3 separate regions of the Homo sapiens genome follow, and all the other regions are linked to region 3. A link is an interaction called in ENCODE POLR2A ChIA-PET data of the cell type or tissue named here. Cell type or tissue: MCF 10A. All regions are shown on one strand. Region 1 has its middle 21 kb from the start of SMIM41-AS1. Region 2 overlaps KRT86-AS2 (KRT86 antisense RNA 2). Region 3 holds the start of KRT80 (keratin 80).

The links. ChIA-PET counts read pairs that join two places held together with the same protein. Peaks named below come from ENCODE experiments on the same cell type or tissue, not always from the same donor. Only the 100,000 strongest peaks of a DNase experiment are listed, where the experiment ranks them.
Region 1: POLR2A ChIA-PET joins it to region 3 with 6 read pairs; 9 of 35 experiments call an interaction of 5 or more read pairs at or near these places.
Region 2: POLR2A ChIA-PET joins it to region 3 with 5 read pairs; 9 of 35 experiments call an interaction of 5 or more read pairs at or near these places.

Annotation. Positions count from the first base shown.
Region 1 is chr12:52,137,545-52,141,544 of GRCh38, reverse strand. No RefSeq gene overlaps it. Among named protein-coding and RNA genes, the nearest start is that of SMIM41-AS1, 21 kb to the right of the region's middle. In MCF 10A, CTCF peaks have their summits at 102 and 1,854 (motif pointing left); a DNase peak (open chromatin) is centred at 1,844.
Region 2 is chr12:52,269,773-52,273,772 of GRCh38, reverse strand. KRT86-AS2 (KRT86 antisense RNA 2) reads left to right here. Exons shown (of 2, transcript NR_199073.1): 2 at 1-1,036. Among named protein-coding and RNA genes, the nearest start is that of KRT86, 2.9 kb to the left of the region's middle. In MCF 10A, no CTCF peak of the experiment used is centred here; a DNase peak (open chromatin) is centred at 2,412.
Region 3 is chr12:52,190,264-52,194,263 of GRCh38, reverse strand. It overlaps KRT80 (keratin 80), which reads left to right and starts at 2,250. Exons shown (of 9, transcript NM_182507.3): 1 at 2,250-2,661. The coding sequence starts at 2,362. In MCF 10A, no CTCF peak of the experiment used is centred here; a DNase peak (open chromatin) is centred at 1,883.

The DNA of each region.
Region 1 (4,000 bases), 53 kb after region 3:
GAAGGCTTCACTAGAAGGTAATGTCTCTGAAGACCTGAAGGAGGCGGGAGAGCCAGCCATGTGGTTGAGGGTGGGAGGGGTGATGGATGGAGAGAGCATTGTGGGAGATGGGGGCTGAGAGCCTGAGAGGCTCACATTAAGACCTGGCTTTCCTTTGCTGAGACCAGAAGACGCACATCATAGCATAGTGGGGCACATAGCAAAGTGACATGACCTGATTAAGGATTCAGCAGGACCCCTGCTGCAGGGGCAAGGGCAGAGGCCAGTAGATCACCTTAACACTTTCTTGAAATCACTTTTCTGTCTCCCAGTAGGCCTGTTGGACTCGGGTGGGGAGGAGGAGTGGAGGCATTGGAGGGGATGGCCAAGCATCTGGTCTGGGCAACCACGAGGGCAGAGGAGACACTCAAACGAATCCAGAGACCATCAGAAGAAGACAGAGTGAGCAGGGTGAATGATGGGGAGACGAGGGGCCCACAGATGGCAGCTTTCACCCAGAAGCTGACCACAGGCCCTGCCAAAGTCAAGGGCCCACCCGCAGACACCTACACCCCACCCAATATTGAAGCCCGACCATTCCTACATATTGACAGGGAGGATAAAGGCCTAGAGCTGCCTCTTACCTTCTCCTGCTCTCTGGAATCAGGGCACTTTCTCCTCCTGATTCCCTCAGATCTTCCCACCCCTTCCCATCTCTCTCACAACCTCAGGAAGCATGACAGCTCCTGCAATAGTGAATTAGCATTTCACTCACAGAGGGGACCTCCAGATAGGACAGCACTGCTCAGTCCAGCCTGAAACCAGGGTCTCCTCTGCAGCATCCTGTGTGGCAAGTGCACTCTGCTTGTGCACTGCCAGTGCCCAGTAAGTTACTTCCTCACCAGGAAGCCCCTTCCATTCTTGAACAGCTCAGATTGCAAATCTGCCCACCCATCAGCTCTCTCCAGGCAGGAGATCCTGCCTGGTCTCCATGGAAGACACATGGAATGCAGCGACCCCCTCCTCCATGTGATAGGGGCAGGGTGGAGAGAGAACTAGCTTCTGAAGCACTTCCTCTGTTCTGGGCCCATGGGACACAGGTATCAGCAGCCAGCTATGGTCTCTGCCCTCGGGGAGAGAGGGTACTCTCTCAGATAGATCACTACAATGCAAATGAAAAAAGAAAAGAGGCCAGTTGCAGTGGCTCACGCCTGTAATCCCAACACTTTGGGAGGCCTAGGAGGGTGGATCACTTGAGGTCAGGAGTTTGAGACCAGCCTGGCCAACATGGTGAAACCCCGTCTCTACTAAAAATACAAAAATTAGCCGGGCATGGTGGTACACGTCTGTAATCCCAGCTAGTCAGGAGGCTGAGGTGGGAGAATCACTTCAACCCAAAAGGCAGAGGTTGCAGTGGGCTGAGATCACACCACTGCACTCCAGCCTGGGCTACAGAGAGAGACTCCATCTCAAGAAAAAAAAAAGAATAAAGAAAAGAATATTGAACTTTATTGAGCAATGACCATGTAATATGCACTGTTCTAAGCACTTTATATAAAGCAAATAATTTCATTATTCCCAAAGCCCTAGATAGGTCGGGTTCTGTTATTCTGTTTACTTCACATATGCAACCAACCCAGTCATGCAGATCCTGTCAGTGGATCAGAATGTGAACTCTGGAGCCATGCTCAGAGGAGCAGCCAGCTGAAATTAGCACCTAGCTCTGCCGGTTTGAAGTTTGGGCCAGAGTTCCACCTTTCAATTTAAAGCATTTATCTCTTCCATTGTCTCCAAAATACAAAATGCCTCTTTTTCCCAGAACACCTGGACCAGGTGGGAAGGGGCACAGTACAGCAGTGCCATCTAGGGACAGAAGCGTACACTGCAGAGGTTTCAGTGCAGTGGCACCGGGCCCTGGGGCAGAGACCCAGAATCCCCAGCGCCATTCACCTCCCCACTATGGGGTGCCATTCAAAACTGCACACTTGATCTGCTTCCTAAAGTTACTCGTCAGAAGACAGCCCGCTGCAGAGCGGTGCCACTAAAACTCTGTTGTTTGTTCAAGGGTCCCATCTCCTTTTTAGTATGAATGTAGGTGACTTTAAGAGTTCTGAAACCCGGCCAGGCGCAGTGGCTCAGGCCTGTAGTCCCAACACTCTGGGAGGCTGAGGCAGGCGGATCACTTGAGGTCAGGAGTTCAAGACCAGCCTGGACAACATAGTGAGACCCCCCGTCTCTACTACAAATACAAATACACCGGGCATGGTGGTGCATGCTGGTAATCCCAACTACTCGGGAGTCTGAGGCAGGAGAATCGCTTGAATCCAGGAGACGGAGGTTACAGTAAGCCAAGATCGCCCCACTGCACTCCGGGCCCCACTGCACTCCAACCTGGGCTCCGCTCCACAAAAAAAACAAAAAAGAGTTCTGAAACCCAGTAGTTTAGCAGAAGGACTCATATAGTCCCTGAGCAGCTAAGTTGTACCTGTTTCTGGTGTCAGGCAAACTTGAAAGAGTGACCTTATCAGGACTCCGGAAAAGGAGAGGGTATCCACACACTATGCTGGCAACACTCTTCCTTAAGCTGGGTGGTGGATACATAGATATTCATTATATTAAACTTTGCATATATTTATAGATATGAAATATATTGTTTAAAGTGTATTAATTCTTTAAGACAAACTTTCCATTTCGGACCAACTCTGTATCATGCATTTGAACAGAGCACCCACAAGGAACCACAAACAGCCCTGGAGGAGAAGCCCACAGGGAAAGCTCAGTTTGTGGCTCTGCACCACCCACCGGCAAATCAAATCAGCCCAGAGAGCAGATCAGGAAGTTACATGCAACTCCAGCCTTAGAACTCTGCCCGTGGAGCTGCTGGAGTTCAGTGTACAGAGCTGCATGGGGTAGTTTATTCATTTGAAAAATAATTAGTAAACACCTACTACATGCTAAGCCCTGTGTGAGCTGCTGGGAATCTAGGAGTGAGGTGGACGTGTCTCCTTCCAACAGAGCATGACCTCTGTGTTGGAAATGAGTCCTGCCCATAGACAGCAACAGACAAGATAGAAAGTGGGAGGCATCATAGGGGAGACATGGGGGATCACCTCCTCCTCGGGAAGATCTTGGGAAATGATCGCTTCCACCTTAGGAAATCCAGAAAGGCTGCTCAGAGGGAAAGGCATAAAGCCAGGCCTTTAAAGATGGCTAGAGTTTGATTTGCTGGAAGGAAGAGACTCGCTCTAGAAGGAGGGAACAGTGTCAGGAAAATCCCAGAGGGAGAGGATCCAGGGAGAGGTTTGGGGAACAGCCAGAAGGGGAAGGATTTTAGAAAAGGAATCCTGTATTCTCAGGCTGGAGAAGTAGCTGAGTTCCCCATGACAGCAGCCCTTGAAGGAGTTTAGCCTTGACCCAGCGAGAGCAGGGAGCCATGGGTGGTGTTTGAGCAGGAGAGTGCTCCAGTCAGTGTTGCAGCTGTGTACTGTGTGGTCAGAGCAGGGAGCAACTGGAGGCAGGGAACCCCTGAAGCTGCCCAGTGAGCAGACCCGTGGGTCTGTGTGGGGAGGTGAGCAGCGGGGGAAAGGAGTCCCACCATGGGTCTGTCCTGCCAGTGAGTCTCTCCAGGCCAAGGGGTTTTACTTGGCAGGCCCTCCCCCAGCCAGAGCAGATGGGAGTTAACCAGCCCAAAGCCAAGGGTGCCCATCCCTTTCCTGCCTGGCTCCATTCACCACCAACCCGCAGTCCTCTCTCAACATCTTTCTCAGTCCCGCAGCCCACACTACTTCCAGCCCACTGAGCACCCTCGGAGAGAGGCAGACAGTTCAGCATGCGTTGAGTACCTTTGTGTGCACAGCATCCACTGGGCCCTGAGGGGAGAAGCAGGGAGAGAAGCTTAGCCCTCGCCCTTAGGAGTTTAGATCTGAAAGGACCAGAGGTAGCTAGATGGGAAAGCTGCACTCTACAAGGTGGAACCTTTAGGAGCCCACATGCCCTCTCCTCCCACTCAAAAAAATTCTCC
Region 2 (4,000 bases), 80 kb before region 3:
AGATAGATACAGATATAGACACACACATATACATATATCTCTATTTTCCTATAGGTAGCACATGTGTTTTTTGTTTTTGTTGTAACAAACAATGCTGCCATGAACTTTCTTGTACATATCTGCTGGTGGACCTCAACAAGAGGTTCTTTGGGGTACTAGTTGTCAAACTGTTTTTTAACCTCAACTCTAAATAAGAAATATATGTTGTATCATGAATCACTACCTACGTACAAATACACCACATCTACTGAAATAAGTTTCATGGAAAAATCATTTACTTCTACTATGTGTAAGGCAATCTGATCTAACCAATCACCTTAACACATTCTTTTACTTTCAACTTATGTCCTCATGTTTTAAGTTTATTTCTTATAACTAGCATATTACTTTATTATTATAATATAATGAAAATGAAATACTCATGAACCTACTTACTGATCCCAAAACTAAAATCTTACTAGTAATTTACATTTAGCTCCATGCTCCTTCCCTACCCTGTCCTCTCCTAACCACCCCAGAGGTAACCACTTCCCTAAAGTTGATATAATTCCTTTGTTTTTTCTTAGCTTTATCAAATACATGCATATGCCTCAATATATATTTGTTTCAGTTTTTTTGTTCTTTTTTTATAAAAAGTGTGTCACACAGGGTCTTGTTTTATTCAACATTATGTTGCTAGTATTCCTCCATTATAATATTAATATTCCATTCTTATAGTATTCCATTGTGTAACTATACCACACTTTAGGTAATTCTATTACTGTTTTGTTTTGTTTCTTTCTCTTACAAAGGTGGTGCCATGAACATTTTTCTACATGTCCTCCGATGCACATATGTGAGGATTTGTATACAACTACAAACAGAACTTCTGACTCATAGGATGGTCAGAATCTTATAAAGGTGTTAACTTTATAAGATAATATAAAATTATTTTCCAAAGTTGTTATAACAATTCACACTTTGCTCAGCAATGTGAAAAAGATTCGTATCCTCTTTAATGTGTCTTAATTTTCAACAATTAAATAATGCAATCTCATTTTTGGTCTTGCTTTGTATTTTCATGATTACTGTTAAAGTTTAATATCTCTTTAAATGTCTATTACATGTGTATTTCCTTTTCTTTTGTCCATTTTTTTCTATTGGGTTTTTGCTGTATTCTAAAGGATTATAAGTGTTCTTTATATTTCTGAGTATTACTATTATATCACTTACATATATCACAAATATTATCAAGTTTACAGCTTATCTTTTCACTTTATCACCTATTTTGAAAAATAAAGTTGTTAGTTTTAATGTAATCTAATTTATCAATCTTTTATGTTGAGCATTTTATGTGACATGTTTAAAAATCCTTCTCTACACCAAGGTCAGAAAAATATTCTCCAATATTTTCTTCTAAAATTCTTAAAGTTTTGCTTTTGACATTTGTAATTTAAATTAATTTGAAACTGATTTTGTGTATAAGAGAAAACAGGGATCTAATTTTATTTTTTACATGTGGTTAACCAATGCATAGTCCTTTTCACTACTGATCTGCCATACCACTTCTATTTTACAACAAAATCATTTACTTATTTATAAATAAATTTAGGGGCTATTTTGTTCCATTGGTCAGTTTGTCTATTTTTGTGTGGGTACTATACTTTCTCAATTACTATAACTCTATAATACATTATAATCCCTGAAAGAGAGAGTACCTATTTCTTCCTTCTCATCATTCCTTAGCTGTTCTTGACCTTTGTTCTTCCCCATAAATTTTAGAATCAACTTGTCAAGAATTATGTAAATCTTCATTTGGAATTTGAGTGTAGTTGCGTCAACTCTGTAGATCACTGTAAGGATAATTAACATATTCATGATAGTAAAGCTTCCTATCTAAGAACATGGTATAGCTCTTCATTTAATTATGTCTTCTTTATCTTTTCTTTCCTATAACATTTTGTGTAACGCTTATATTTCTCTAGGTGTAAGTCTTTCACATATGTGTTAGATTTATTTCTAAGTATCTTATGCATTTTAAATCATTATTTTATCAACTTAATTGACATATAATTTGCATACAATTGTATCTCAATAAAGCGCACACATTCTAAAAGTACAGTTCAACAAATTTTGACAGATGTATGCTCCAATCTAATCACCACTGAATGAATCTAGTTCATTATTTTTTGTTGCTGAATGATATTTTATTGTATGACTATATCTCAATTTGTTTATCCATTCATCTGCTGGTACACATTTGGGTTGTTTCCAATTTAGGGCTATTATAAATAAAGCTTCTATAAAATTCATGTACAAGTCTCTGTATAGATCTGCTTTTATTTCTTTTGAGCAAATACCCAGGAGTGGAATTGCTGCATCATTTGATAAGTGCATGTTTAACTTCATAAGAAATTGCCAAACTGTTTTCCAAAGTTGCTCAATCATTTTACACTCCACAAAAGTTTCAGCTGATTCACACTTGGTATTGTCAGTCTATTAAATTTTAGCCTTCTAAAGGAGGCAAGAAGCAAGGAGGAAAAGAAGACCAGAGAAGGGAAGGGAAGAGCAAGACAGCAAGGGAAGCAGAAGGTTGAAAGATGGTTGGTGAGAGGCTATCCTCTTCGTGGGTTCAGTCAGGTCAGAATCCTCAAACAGAACATGCCCATGGGCTACGTGCCACTCCTCTCAATAGCCTTTCTCAGCTTGAGGGCAGCAGGGGCCAAGGAAGAGAGATTCCCACACAACAAGAAGTAAGAAGTGGGAAGCAGACAACGTGGATCAGGGTGGGTCAAGCAGTGGCGCCCTGCCACCAGGCTGCACAAGGTCAGGTAGGGCCAGCTGGGACCCTCGCAAGGGTGAGAGGCTGGGCTGGGTGCATCCTCAAGCTCTGCCAACTTAACACTTCCTGTAGCTGCTGCCACAGGCCCCATCCCACAGGAGCTGATGCCGCAGGTGCAGGTGGCCAAGAGGCCCCCACAGGCAACCCCACCAAGGAGCTGCTCACACCTGCACAGAGACAGCCATAAGAAGTTAAACCCTTTGGTCGGGGTGGGAGCTGGTCCCAAAAAGCCCCACCTCCAATCAGCACTGGCTTCCTACCAGCTGGGAGCAGCCAGGAGGATGGCTTCTTCTCACCTCCATCTCCAGGGGTGAAGATGGCATTGCTTCCCTGTAGTCTGTGCGAGGGACTGACACCCTGACTAGGAGGGACTCCATCTTGGGGTTTAATCTCAATCCCTTCTTTTTTTTGTGAGATGGAGTCTCACTCTGTCACCCAGGCTGGAGTGCAGTGGCACGATCTCGGCTCACTGCAACCTCCACCTCCCAGGTTCAAGCAATTCTTGTGCCCCAGCCTCCCAAGTAGCTGGGATTACAGGCACGCACCATCATGCCTGGCTAATTTTTTGTATTTTTAGTAGAGATGGGGTTTCACCATGTTGGCCAGGCTGGTCTCAAACTCCTGACCTCAAGTGATCCACCTGCCTCAGCCTCCCAAAGTGCTGGGAATACAGGTGTGAGCCACCACACCCAGCCTCAATCCCTTCTTTCTGTAAATATGAGCTCTTACTATATTGCCTGGGCTGGTCTCAAACTCCTAGGCTCAAGCAACCCACCTGCCTCGGTCTCCCAAAGTTCCAAAGGGATTACAAGGGTGAGCCACCGTACTCGGCTGAGACCCTGTCTCAAAAGAAAAAAAAAAAAATCAGGATGACCTTAGGATCCACAACATGTGGATTTGATTACAGCTCATTCAATCCACATGTATTTAAAGAAGATTAAATGCATGTTTTAATCCAGTAAAGTGACTGACATCTTGAACATGGACAAGTATGTTTGGACAGGGAGAGAATAAGAGCTTCCTACTGAAGGGGAGAAATTATAATTTTCCTCAACCCACATAAATTCGTAGTTGAGACAGACTCCTGCAACAACAGACAGATTAACAAGAGAAAAACAAGCAAGTTTACCAACAGGAGCAGTGCACGTCATGGAAGGAGAAAAGTAACAACCAGGGACT
Region 3 (4,000 bases):
CCTCCCCCAGCCCAGAGCCCCAGGCTAGCATGCCTTCCATTGCTCCAGGGAGGTGAAGACATCCGAAAGCAAAGCCCCCTGGTGTGGGGCCCAAGAGGCAAGCCCTGCAAAGCCAGCCTAGGAGCCAGGGACTTGGCAATTAACCAAGACCTGTCAACTCTCAGGAGCTGACTGAGGCCAAAGGAAGGAAGCAAGAAATAGATTTAAGTCATGCACAGGCACTTGGGAGAAAAAAGCGTTCGGCTCCGAGAGAATTAGGTGGCGGGGCTGCCCTAAACTGCACCCCAGACAGTAAGAAGGCAGCTTCCTTCTCTAACCCGCTACCCTTTCTAGGGGTCCTAAAACTTAGAGGCTCAGATTAAAGAGCTCCTCACCCCAACTGTCCAGGTTCCCATCCATCATAATCGTGTGGCCTTAGACTAGACACTCCAGCCCCCTGAGCCTCCTCCTCTGTCATTTGGAGTGATGAGAATTAAAGTGTCCACCTCAAGTGGTGGTTGTCAGGATTGAGGAGCTAATTCCTGCAAAGCATCTGGGACATATCTGATGTATCAGCTGTTATTCTGGCCTTGGCAGAGCCCAGACGCCACTGCTGCCCCCTCCCTTCCCCACAGAGTACACAGGGGTGACGGGTGGGGGGCAAGGTGCTGTGCTTGACCACATGCCATTCGGATGCCAGGCCAGAGTGAGGACGGTGGGAGGCCAAGGTGGCCCCACACGTGGGTGTTGAGTGGGGAGCGTGGCGCACGTCAGTCACCCACCAGTGCCTCGCTACCCTACCCGGCACCAGATCCTGGGATCAGGCTTAGGATGGACCCGTGGCCTCTAGACAGGGTCCTGTGCCCTTGTGAGCCAGAAGTGCCTAGTGTGTGAAAAAGATGTCTGCCCTGGAGGTGGAGGCCCAGGGTCCGCGATGTGACTGGCAAATGGTTCTCCCCGCTCAGGGGCTCTCTCTTCCTCTGGGCCCAGAGGGGGCTGCTACCCCTTCTATCTCTGACCATCTGTGACTCTCCCAGACACACTCCTCTCTCTGCTCTGGCCCCTGCCACCCAGAGCAGGATTGAGCCAGGTCCAGGAAAGACATGCAGATCCAGCCACCAGGGCCAGAACATCAGGACCACCAGGCCAGGAAAGGAGACGCAGGGCTGGGAGAGCTGGTAACCCCCTGGGGTGGGAGAGTGGGGTCTCAGGAACTGTGGAAAGGTAGGCATTGCCCTGGGCCAGGTGGGCCTCTGCCGCCCTGTCAGAGGCTCTGTGGGGGCAAAATGGGGTCTTTTCTATTTCTACTTCACAGATGGTGTAAAAGAGGTCAAAGGAGGCAGAGAAGAGAAAGAAGAGTGGGGAGGAAAGAGTGTGAGGAAGGCAGGGATTCTCATTGCCCCAGAGCAGAGCTGCATTCAGCCATACCCATCGCCCCTGCTAGACTCAGCACCCGGAAGGCAGTACCACTGATTGAGGCCAACTTTGTCCCCTGTCCTCTACCAAGTGCTTTGTACATGCTACCTCCTGTGAGGTGGGTGTTTTCATCCCCACTTTACAAATGAAGACAAAAGTCAAGTAACGTGCCTGAGGTCACATGAGTGGTGAGCAGTCCAGCTGAGTCTTGAACCAGGTCTCACATTTCCAATGCTGAGAGCTCCTTGGCCTTGACCGTCTATGTCCTCCCAGCCTCTGAGACAGTAGGGTGTACATAGTAGGTCCTCAATCAATGCTAGTTAAAGTGAAGGAAGGAAGGAAGGGAGAGGGGGTAGAAGGAAGGGGGAAGATAAGCCAGGGAGACTCTTTGGCAGCCAGAAAATAAATAATAAGTGCTGTTTTCCAGTGCCAGGCTGGCACGGTGCCCAGGATAGCTGCCCTACACTCGGGAGCTCAAGGCCTATGCTTGACTCATCTTTTCCAGAAGTATGTGAGCCCAGATACGTCAGCCTTCAAGTATGCAGTGAGGTCTGCGGTGAGGCGCTCTCTCTTCTCTCCTGCCCCCTTGAATGGCCTTCCTTTTGCCAACTCCCCACCCCCAACCCACCCGGCCAGTCCAGCCTTGGCCCCCTCCCCAGAGCTAGGCCTGCTTTCTTTGGGGCAGGGGGCTGTGGACCAGCCCCCTAAGCAATGCAGATACCTGTTGGGAGGGAGACCTACATGCTGCTGGGGGAGGGGCGGGAGCACCCACATCATCCAACAGGTTGGTCAGGCTGGGAGGCGTCCCGCCCTCCTGCAGCTAATGAGCACTGTGCAACAGGTGTCTGCTCCTCAGTCCCCAGCCCGCCCCAGCTGTGACCAGAGCAACCAGAGCCTGCCACCCGACGCAACCCCAGGCTCACTCGCTCACCCCCCTGGGCCCTCCTGCTTCCGGCCGGGGGCACCATGGCCTGCCGCTCCTGCGTGGTTGGCTTCAGCAGCCTCAGCAGCTGTGAGGTGACCCCGGTGGGCAGCCCCCGGCCTGGAACCTCAGGATGGGACAGCTGCAGGGCCCCCGGGCCGGGCTTCAGCTCCCGCAGCCTCACAGGCTGCTGGTCGGCTGGCACTATCTCCAAGGTGACTGTGAACCCCGGCCTGCTGGTGCCCCTGGATGTCAAGTTGGACCCCGCTGTTCAGCAGCTGAAGAACCAGGAGAAGGAGGAGATGAAGGCCCTCAATGATAAATTTGCCTCCCTAATTGGCAAGGTGAGCACAAGTAGGGGGTCCCAAACATGAAGGGCTGCCAGGCCTGGGCCGGTAGCTGAGCTCTGTGTTTCCCTGAGCATCGATCACCGCGCCCCACCCCTGCACCCAGCCAATGGGGAGATGGCACTGCTAACCCGACAGGCTAGCTCTGAGCAGAGGCTGGGGGAGGGAAGTCCCTGATCCATCCTGGCATGTGGGGAGAAAGGGACCCCAGGATGGCCTTTGAGGGATGTGTTGATAATAACATGCTGCATGACCTGGGGTCACCCACCACCCAGGCAGGGACTGGGGAGGACCACCTAGTGTGGCCAGGGGTGCCCTCTCGCAGGAATGGCTGATGGAGGCATGCTCTGCGGTCCTACTCTGAGGCAAGTGGACAGGGGAGATGGCCTCCCAGGCACCACGCTCCTGTTTATCCCTCAAGCCTCTGGTCCCACAGCATCTCTCTCAGCTGCCCCAGTCAGAAAAGCCAGCAGGGTGGAGGGTGAGTGCGGGGCTGCTGGAAGGAGGTTGCTGCCCAGACTGCTGCAAGTGAGGGTGCAGCTCAGGTGTCAGGAGATAGGAATGCAGGGGACGATGCCTCGAGTCAGAACAGGGAAGCCAGTTGGGCCTTCCTGCACCCTGCGCCCCTCCTGACTGCGGGAGGTGCATCCTCAGCATCACAACCACACTTCCTAGACTCCACTACCCATGGCCTGCAACAGGTCTGGGGCACTCGTGTCCACCTCTGCTCCCAGGGCAAGGGAGCTCCCAAGGAAGTTATCCACTTCCCAAATCTGTTCTTTACTCATCTTCTCCAAGAAACTCCTCCTGACTCTGCACCCTCCTGCACCCTCAAGAATAATCATGATAGTGCCAGCTGCCATTGGTTAATTGCTTACTATGTGCCAGGCACTGTGCTGATGCTTTTCAGGTTTATCTGTATTTCTCTCAACAACCTTATGGGAGAAGACAATTTTATGTCCATTTCACAGATAAGGAAAACTGTACATTTCTGAACCTGCCAGTAAACCAGAGGTCCAGCCTTCAGCCCCTGGCTCAGTCCTTGTCTGCTCTTGGCCTCTGATTCTGTGTTCCTCTGCATGTTGCTGGTCTCCCCCATGAGGTGGGAGCTCACAGAGAGGGGCAGAGGGAAGAAAGTAACATGCATTGAGCATCTACTTATGCCTTGCCCTCTGGAGGAACATTGCAAATGCAATGAAATTCAAGCCACACTGCCACCCTGCAGTGGCTGTTATTTTCCCAACTGTGCAGATGAGGAAACTGAGGACCAGCAAGGCTAAGTGCCTTGCCCAAGATCACACAACCAGCAAATGGTAGTCTGGATTTGAACTCAGGT